Regions from separate parts of the Homo sapiens genome. Here region 1 is linked to region 2. Evidence: read pairs that join two places in POLR2A ChIA-PET (ENCODE). Cell type or tissue: A673. All regions are shown on one strand.

Region 1 (5,000 bases), 1.4 Mb after region 2:
TCACTAGTAGCCGTCGATGTCGGTGGCGTCTTCTCTTACCTGTTTAAAAGAGGCTCAGTGGCCTTGAGATTTGAACACAATACAGCTGATGGAATCTTGCCACTTTCCTTTTGAATAGACTTTAATTGAGAGCAAAGTGAAAAATGCAGGTTACAATTTTAAGTGTTATCATCAATATCTTGTAAGATCAACACCCAGTGATGCATCTAGTACTTATACAGTCCTAATTTTAGTTGTCAAAGAGCAAATCATTATCAGACATATATTTACACAGTAATTTCAAGCAACGGTAAATAATAAATTCCCTCCCTTAAAAAACAAAACACAACACAACACACACACACACACACACACACACACACACACGACCATCTTTAAACAATGGATTTCCTCACCCAGTAAGTCTCATTTTTTTCACATATACTTGTAGACCCAAAGGTCCTTAAGTTACTTAAAAACAGTCTTATCAGTGGAGATCCTGGACCATCCCCTATTTTCTTTTAAAGTCACTTTCATTTTTACAACTTGAAGCCATATACCAGCATGGTTTTTATACACTAAGGACACTCCCAGTGATGAAAATGAATTCCCCTCCATTTGTGCAAGGAGGTATGTACATCTATAAAGACACATATGATTACCACTCAAAAGAGTCAAAAACATACACAAAAAAATCTCAGATCTTCATAGTTTCTTAAGAGCAGTGTGCCAGTGTTCACATTGAATTAACTGAATGGTAAAATTCTTTTAGATTTCTATACAGAGGTACTGGTTAGTTCTGATTTTTTCTTCAGCTGCTTGAAATGCATGAGCTTTAAAAGTTGCCTGGCAGAACTACATCCTGCTTTCCAGGTTAGCAGCCTGGCTGACCTCGGGAATGTTAGACAAGATTCACCCCCGATGCCTTGCTCTCTGATTTATTTCTTGCTGTTGCTGTTAGTAAATGGAAACCATGACAAAGTTTACATTAGCAGACACATACACATGCCCTGGCCTATAAATATTCCATGATAGAAAATGGTACAATAATTCCATCCCCAGCGAAAACGAGCATAAAAAAAGAAGGGAAGGGTCAGGGGGACATGATCAGCTATGGCTCTTCTTACAGTAGAAAATCCACACCAAATGGCAATGGGCTTTTAACTAACCAGACATTGTTAGCTGCTTCTCCAGGGCCTGTGAGTCAACTAAAAGTAGGCAGGGCAGAGACCAACTCTTCCAGGCACACCTGGTAGTTTCCAGAAGCACCGGTATCTTGTCTTGGAAGTTGGATGAAGAAGATCAACTGAAGTTTCCTTTTTAGTGAGGAGGAGTGGAGAGTCAGACTTGAAAGCAGTTCACACACTGTGCTGCCTGGGACACTGAACGGTCCCCGAGGGAGACCCCTCAAAGCGCCAGCTGGAGTTTGGTCATGTTTCTCTGATGCATGTTGTGATGGCGGACTAATTCATCTGACCGGGCAAACTTTTTCTGACAACTTGGCCACCGACAGCTGAAGGGCTTTTCACCTGTTGACACAATTGCCAGTCAGAGACACTTGCAACAAAGAGACAGGCACAAGTTCAACTATCAAGGCCCGAGTGAAGTCATCACAAGGCACCCACTCTGAATTTCCCATCATTCTGTCCCTGAGCTAACCAACTGAGCTCATTTCCCAGGCAGCCTTGAAACAGCAGCACCTCTTGGGGCTTTAAGGATCGAAATATTGTAAAAAGTTATATTCTTAGGTCAGAAAACTTGGAAAGTGGGAGATAAAGAATGAGTCAAGTTGGGGGAAATGTCTGAGCAATTCATAATTAAGGGGAAAAACGTTTGTTTCAGTCTCTGCTGATAGAATGTTTTGTGAACTGTGTAAATTTCTCCCCCTTGTTGAGTAAGTTGGGAACTGAGATGAACTGGGCTGCAGAAGCCTCTGGGTCATCTACCCTGGGTATTACTGAGTGATCACTGTCCAGGGATCTCAGCTGTGACTGAAGCTTTTAACACTTCTATCTGTGTAGATACCCTGGATGGGCTGGATACTTTAAAATAAATCACTGATACCAGTTTACATGTTATGTGTTGTTTTTTTTTTTCTCTTAAAGTGTTACTGAGAGCATAATCCTGTTATATGGAAGATTCTAGTTGGGGCGTGGTTCTTAGATTTTTAATAAGCTTGCCAAAAGATTGAGGCTTCTCCACCCAAAGAGCCCTCAGACATTCTTTCCAAGCCTCATTCTCATTAGGGAGAATAACTACCATTTATTTGATGCTTAACATATGCCAAGCCTTGTGCTGGGCTTCACACACGCACACACACAACCTCATGTACTCCTTACAACTGCCCGTAGGGGAAGCGTTATTATCCCCACTCTACAGATGAGGTAGGACATCTATTGAGGGCAGATCCAGGCAGAACTCAAATCTCCAGGTCTGTCGAATTCCAGAGCCCGTGCTCTTCCCTGTATCACACCTCCCAGGCCTAGCCATGATGGAAAAGCAGCTGCAGCTCCATCTTAAGGAAGAATGCACAGAAGCTAAACCCTGTGCCACCTGACGGATCTTCTCAGATACTGCTGGTCCCACTTGGCCTTCTCTGAGAACTACTGGTTTGGACAAGCACTGAGAAATGTCCCAGGAGGGCTGGTGTCCCAGGGTCAGACTGGAGGCCAATCAAATGTGGTATTAAACAGTCTGCTGGCAAAACAGGTCATGTCACACTTACTTGGGGAGTGTGACAGCCGTGTCAAAGGGACTATAACACTTTGCCACCGAATTATGAGCTCAGGACTAAGTTAAAGAAGCATCAAAGGCACCTGAGGAAGGGAAGCAAGATCCCATCCTGCCAACCATGGGCCACAGGTGCCTTGGCTCTGTTTTTAAATGCAGCCAATTTGGGCGAAGAATCTGGGGCTGCTCAGGGGTTTGTGATGTCATGTTTTCCTTCACTCGCTGTTCCTCTGCTCTTCCTGGCCTGGCTCTCACTCTCCAACCCCACCTCCAGCAGTGCTGTTAAGGGCTGGCTCCTAATGGACTAATCCCAACCCTGTCTCTTGTCATCTTCATTCCTCTCAGTCTCTCAGTGGTGTTCAGCTTTGCTGACTTTGATTCTCTACTTGACTCTCCATGCTCCCTGGACTGCAGAGTAAATATCTGCCCCTTCTCCAATAAAGAAGCAAGTGGGACAAGGTGGGCTGGAAGCAGACAGAACTGGATTTGCTCCTTACTAGCTTTGTGACTTTAGATAAGCCATTGAATTATTATTGCCTCAGTCTCCTCATCTGTAAGATGGGAATAAAACATGCCTACCTCATTTTTTTTTGTTTGTTTTGTTTTGTTTTGTTTTGAGACAGGGTCTTGCTCTGTTGCTTGGGTTGGAGTACAGTGGTGGGATCACAGCTCACTGCAGCCTCAGCCTCCCAAGCAAGGTCTAGTGAGCGTCCTACCTCAGCCTCCCCCAAATAGCTGGGACTATAGGTCCACACCACCATGCCCAGCTAGTTTTTGTATTTTTTGTAGAGACAGGGTTTTGCCATGTTGCCCAGGCTAGTCTTGAACTCCTGGGCTCAAGTGATCCACCCACCTCATCCCAAATAGCTGGGATTACAGGCATGAGCCACCACAGCCGGTCCTACCTTACTCTACTTACAAGCATGTTGTGAAGATAGACTTAGATAAGCTAAATATTAACGCTCTTTCCAAAGGTAGAAAATATGCAACAAAGGTGGTGCTATTTTTATTATGAATCACACCAGCCTTGCAGAAAGCAAAAACCTTCAGCAGCCAGTAAATGAATGCCCTATTCTCCTCTCTGTACTAGTATGAAGGAAATAATATCCACACACTGATACTGGTCCAGCAGAAACCAAGACCGCTCCTGGTGCATTAACTTTTAACAGAGCAAGGACTCAGTTCTCTGAAAATAGTGCCATTAAACATGTGCTCTCAGAAGAATAAATATTTGGCTTGCTAGAATTTCTGCTGCTTTTCTGTAAAGTTGATTATCGTATCAAAGAGAGTAACAAAATGTGTGATGCAACAAACTGGAAACAGTAGGGACCTGGCTTATCTCTTCATTTTCATTCTGCACACTCCAGCCATTCTTTTCCCATCTTTCTCCTTCTCTGTATTTCCACCCTCCCCTTCTTTAAAAAATGTTATTATTTATTATTTAAAGATAGCCACGCACTATTCCTTCTCTCAACTGAGTCTAAACCTTAGAACTTTTACACTAGTCTTTTCCAATCCCTCTCATCACAATTTCATTCCACAATAGTTTAAAAAAATAATGAAAAATAAATGTGAAGAAAAGTTTACGCACTTGTTTTACCTGTATGAGTCCTGGTGTGGGTCTTCAGGTGGTCGGACCGGGAGAACTTTCGCTGACAAGTTTTACACTGGAATGGTTTCACACCTAAATGGACAGAGAAGGTCTAGCCTCGGCCCTAACAATGTGGGCACAGTGAGGCCCACAAGGCTGACTTCCGGCAGCTGGAGGAGCCCAGCATTTCCTGCCATGCCTGCAATGTCTGCATCTGCCTCACCCTTAGATTTCCCCAGTCCCCCAGGCCCAACAAGAATCACTGATTCTGCACAGTAATCTTCAAGGACCTGCTTCTGTCTTGGGAACAACCATTCCTTAACCACAGAGGTCCAGCTTCTCACCAGCTGGAAGATCTCAGCTGTGTCAGAGACAGGAAAAGTGAATCACACGCTACAAATTGGATTCCGCTCTCCATCACCCTCATTCTTTGCTGATGCTCAGTGTATCATCAGCCCACTGCTAGTGGGATCTCACTGTTCTGTGGTTTGCAGGGGAAATGTGGGGTGTTTCCTTTTCTTTCTTTTTCTTTATTTAAGAGGAGGAACATCTCCAGAGATTATGGGGGGAAAATACTGGAAAAACTAAACACATGGCTGACTCTCTCATTCATATTCAACAACAAAGAGAATCATGAAATCAACCCTAGCCCAAGGGAACACAGCTGCCAGCAATGAGAAGTGAACCTACAAACCTGTAT
Region 2 (5,000 bases):
TAATATTAGCCAAAAAAGCAACTTAGTGACATCTTAATCGTGTGTACAATCAGGATATTTGATTATCTACACTGATGATATCCATACCATAATACATGGTAAAAACAATTTCAAAAACCTCTTTTGACTCAGTTGGCATAAAAAACTTCTTGTAGATGGTAGAAAATAGCTTAGCTGTAATTCACTTGGAACTAATTTCAGTCATTGCTAAAGCATGCTGGGTTGAAAATTAGTGTCAAATGACAAAATGGCATGACTTCTTAAAAGCATTTGAACTCAAATTTTATGTGCCCACAATGCACCTGAATTAAAGTTTTCAGGATCTGTGACTAAACCACAGTTACATATTGCAACGATATTCTCACCTCAGTCTTAAAGAAAATTGTACCTATTATTACACTCAAGATTTAGAAAGGCATATCTCATAGATATGCCCTTCTGTATAATCTAAAGCACATAATTAGTATAAAAAAACAATAATGCAATGATATATAGTCTGTAAAACAAAATATTATCTGATTTCAGATGCTATAAATAACATATAATAAAGCTATTTTTTCTAACACAGATAAAGTTGTTAAAATAACTTTTAATTCCTAAAAGCATCTCAAAATAAAACCAAAATAAACATTCTTAATACAAATGCATAAAACCATGAGATTGTTTTTGAATAATACAGACCCTCTTGTATATTATCCAAATACTTTTTTTAGTGGTCCAATTTTACCTTTGTCTAAAAGGTTTTAAGATTATCAGTAATAGAACAAATGTCTTCTCGAAATGTTCAGAGTCATATTTGTCAGTATCATTTACAGTTCTTCTCACTATGCACTCCCTATCAAATACGCTAACTAGAGTTACTGATGCCCTGTCCATCTTTTTTACTGCAATTTCACATTTGAATATAGTAATTATTTAGTAGCCTTTAAACCATTCCTGTTTTCATTATTTACTCACAGCATGATAAATCTGAGGTAGTAAAAACTCAGAGAAAACATAACAAAGACCTGGGTTTTCAAATAGACTAGCAAATTTGAAATGTGGAAACTGCAAAGTCACACTGTGATAAACCTATTTGATGTTTTTTTCCTAATGAAATAAACATACAAGATTGTGTTTTCCCCATAAAGTTGAATTTCTTATTTTGAACATGGGCTTTCTACTAAGAGGAATTTTTGTACATCATTCTGTGTGTGATTAATGATAGCTCTGTATCACCAGGGAGTTTTGTCTATTTAAATCTAAAACTGTGGCAAACTAAAGGGTTTAGTTGGAGATTAATTAACATTAAAGAGTATATTTTGTTCATAGCACTGTGCAGTAAGTCAACACGCTTTCAGTTTACTCCCTGTTTGAATTAAGCTAAGTATGACCTGCCTCCAGCCAAAAAGTATGTTATGAAGAGTAAAACAGATGCTAAGATTTTACGATGACAATGTTGAACATGAAAGAAAAGAACTGCTACCTCTAAACTTCGATCAGTGAGAGGAAATTTGGATTCTTTTCCTGTTCCATTTCCTACTCTCCTGCAGGAATAAAATTTATCAAATCTCTCCGTCTGCCAACCCAAAGATCAACACAAATGATAACCTTCTTTTCAAAACAAGTGAACTTCTAAGGCAAGAAATCAAAAACATTCTCACTACATATTTTATAATTCCTGAAATAAAAGCTCCTTATCAATCATAAGCAAAACGGGGTACCAGGAGTGGAAAAAAAATACAATCTATTTTTTAATTGCCATTACACAAAATTCAAGAAGAAAAAGAAGACTTTTCTGCTTAAAATGTTCTGTTTCTGTTAAGTGGCTCTTTAAAGAAAGGTATCTTTTAGACTGAGAAAACAATGGTGATGTAAGTAATATTTGCTATGATATCAGTGTGCAGATGCCTATGATATTTCATTTGTGGAGGGGACAAATATAGTTTTATAAGCTCTTTAATATATATTTTTTAAATTGACATTATTTTAGCAAACAAATATTTTGTTTCAGATATTCTATGTTGTTTTGGTTCTTCTCTCACTACTATAAATTTTAGAATGATATGTAATTGATGAGAAAATACTGTTCTGTATTCACATCAAATCAAGTCTCTAAGCCACATGATTCTACCTGATACTTCTTTATAACAATAAAATGCATTTTGAGCTTTGCTTTTTTCTCGAATATGAGGCTGACATTCGTGTTAACTTTCAATGAGGTTTTGTCTTATATATTTTAAAAGAATACATTATTGATACAGATATTTACTTTTCTTACTATAGAAAGGCCAAAGAAGAGTTATTTATCTTTACATATCCATAATAGGAATTTTATTTCCATGGTATCCATTACAGAGACACACTGACAAAAGGAAGCCCCCCTCCATGTAAGATGATAATTTTCATAATATACACAGTTAAACTGGTAAAATTTGTAAGATCATCAAAATTCTTCAATTTTTACTTCAATTTGAAATAAAATGATGTGAAATATAGTTATTGTGGGTATCGACTTGAAAAAAAAAAGATTTCATATACTTGGACCAATAAGTCATGTATACAAATCATTTTTTTTTCCTGGCAATTTTGAACTGCTTATCTTTCATAGGATTTCTTATGGCTATTTACATTTTCACTCAGTGAAAATCAATTACCTTCTTGCAATAAGCCTCATTTACTACCTTTGAGTATAATAGAAACACCATTAGGATGATGACATTACCCAAAAGAAGGGCACCACACAGTTGGTAGACATAAATTAAGGGCCCTTTCACATATGCATTAGAAATACTGCTGTGACTGAAATATGCATAAAGTCTGTGTCTATTAGAGCTATTAGCGTGTGGGGGTGATGATTTTGAAGGGGGAGGGAAGGATTGGTAGATTGTGATCTACTACTTTGACAAAATTATGTATTTCCTTTTTTGCCTGGTATGTGCCATTGATGCAATAAGCCTGGGCCCCCAGCTGAGTTGCATTTGGAAATGCCACTGAGCATGGTACACGCGCTTCACTTCCCTTTGCCGAAGCAAGACACTGTCAGGAATAGAGTGCATATGTGCCGCCAAGCCCACTCCTCCTCCATCACCCTGACCTCCACGGCTTTGCGGATGTCTGCCTGGGTGAAGCCACCACTCATGTGGAAAACAGCTCCTGCAGATCAATTCATAGGATTTAGAGACATTTAACTTCCATCAAGCTCACATCATCTTATTGGTATTTGAGGACTAACTTATTACTGAACATTAATGGCCATAACATAGAGAATTGTATATTTCCCAGGGCAAGAAAAAAAAAAACCACTAATCTAGAAATTCCCCCCTCTGAGACTAGGAAACAGAGGAAACCACACTTATACCCAGTTATTTTTATCTGAGTTCTTATAAGCTTAAGGAAAACAAAATTATAATACATATTGACCTCGGAGTATGAGTGAAGGTTATGTACCTTATAAAAAAGTGTTAGGATTACAAATTGTAATTTCTGATGAATTATTTTCAGATTCATTTATCATTTAGGCAGTCTTACAAATATTGGAGACATGTGGATAGTTCTTCATTAAAGAATTTTGAATCACGAACATGTAAGGATTACATGAAAGGCTTAAAAGAAGTGTAGTAGAATGGTAGGAACTAACAGGTTGTCATTTTTGAAACTCAGAAGAATTGGCAAATGCTAGAAATTAATATTTTCTTTCAAAATGATAAATATGTAAAACTTTGTTTTCATTACTGACTTCTCAAATCCATATCATTGTGCTTTTCCGAAAAAAAATCCCCTAACCTGGTAATGTTAAAATATCTGAGATCAAAGAGCTATGTATGTAACTTACTAAGAATTAACACAGTCTAATTTTAGATATTATTATACTTTTTTGGAGAGATTTATTGTAATAACTTCAATTTTTAAAGCTTTTATAATGTTTATCTTACAAGAATTTGAAAAGCAAAATACTGAAAATGTGTCCTACAGATGTTATTTTTACTACTTATTGTGGAAAAGTGGTAAAAATGTACACACTTATTGTATAAGACAAATCTCTATGTCTTATACAATAATACTATTTCTGGAATCATAGTTAAATCTATATATCATATTTTATTACTATAAAGAAAGCCAGCAATATTGTGAAAATAATTTAATCATCACATTATTAGGTTCTTATGAAATGAAAAAGAAATTTTCTCTCAAATAAGCATTGAACCTCAATCTATGCTGGAATAACAAACAATCTAGAGAGACAATGACATTTGTAGTGTAGAGCCTGTAACTCTAAAACAGCCATTATATTTTTCTTTTAAGTCATTATGGACAAATTAAATTATGTGATCTTATGCTACAAATGTACCGAGACATTTTAATATGTTTGATATTCTGTAAATAATATTTTTCTAAGTGGTATATATTTAGTTAAATCAAGTGACACAATGATACCTCTGCATATAAACTCAGTTCTGTGGAGAATAATACAATAAAGAAATAGACTTCCCTTAGTCAACCTCCTTTGTGCTTGGAGGCTGATAAGTGGGGCCAAATCCCTATGAAATTTGGCTTGCTGAGTTCATCACCTGCATTTTATATGTCCATCAAATAAATGAGAGGCCCACAAAGTTCATATAGATCAAGATCTCAGGATCTAAATGAACTCCCAAGAAATATTGCTTCAGATTAATGACTCAGAAATCAAAAGGATATAGGTCATAACAAGTGAACAATTAGTTTCCATCAACATTTTAAGTACTAATATTATGTGACATGGTATATTTTAATTTTAATTCACCAGCTCATGTCTTGTAGGAATATTGTATTTCCTAATGTTTCTGATTTAATTTCCTTTAAAAAGTTAGACTGCTATGGAAAGAAGCCATATGCATAATCGAGAAACAAAATGAACAAATAACACGTCAGATTGATATAATACAATCATGCCTCAGATACATAATTGTATTATACAATTATGATACATACATACATATGCCTCAGTAAAAAAAAAAAATTGTAGGGAAAAATACTAATGA

The links. ChIA-PET counts read pairs that join two places held together with the same protein. Peaks named below come from ENCODE experiments on the same cell type or tissue, not always from the same donor. Only the 100,000 strongest peaks of a DNase experiment are listed, where the experiment ranks them.
Region 1: POLR2A ChIA-PET joins it to region 2 with 6 read pairs; 1 of 35 experiments calls an interaction of 5 or more read pairs at or near these places.

Annotation. Positions count from the first base shown.
Region 1 is chr11:32,387,672-32,392,671 of GRCh38, forward strand. It overlaps WT1 (WT1 transcription factor), which reads right to left. Exons shown (of 10, transcript NM_024426.6): 8 at 4,995-5,000; 9 at 4,301-4,393; 10 at 104-1,508. The coding sequence ends at 1,387. Among named protein-coding and RNA genes, the nearest start is that of WT1-AS, 45 kb to the right of the region's middle. In A673, no CTCF peak of the experiment used is centred here; DNase peaks (open chromatin) are centred at 2,169, 3,995 and 4,700; H3K4me3 peaks cover 243 bases; H3K27ac peaks cover 4,680 bases.
Region 2 is chr11:31,027,591-31,032,590 of GRCh38, forward strand. The region is part of intron 20 of DCDC1 (doublecortin domain containing 1); the gene reads right to left. Among named protein-coding and RNA genes, the nearest start is that of LINC02859, 300 kb to the left of the region's middle. In A673, no CTCF peak of the experiment used is centred here; a DNase peak (open chromatin) is centred at 2,881; H3K27me3 peaks cover 529 bases.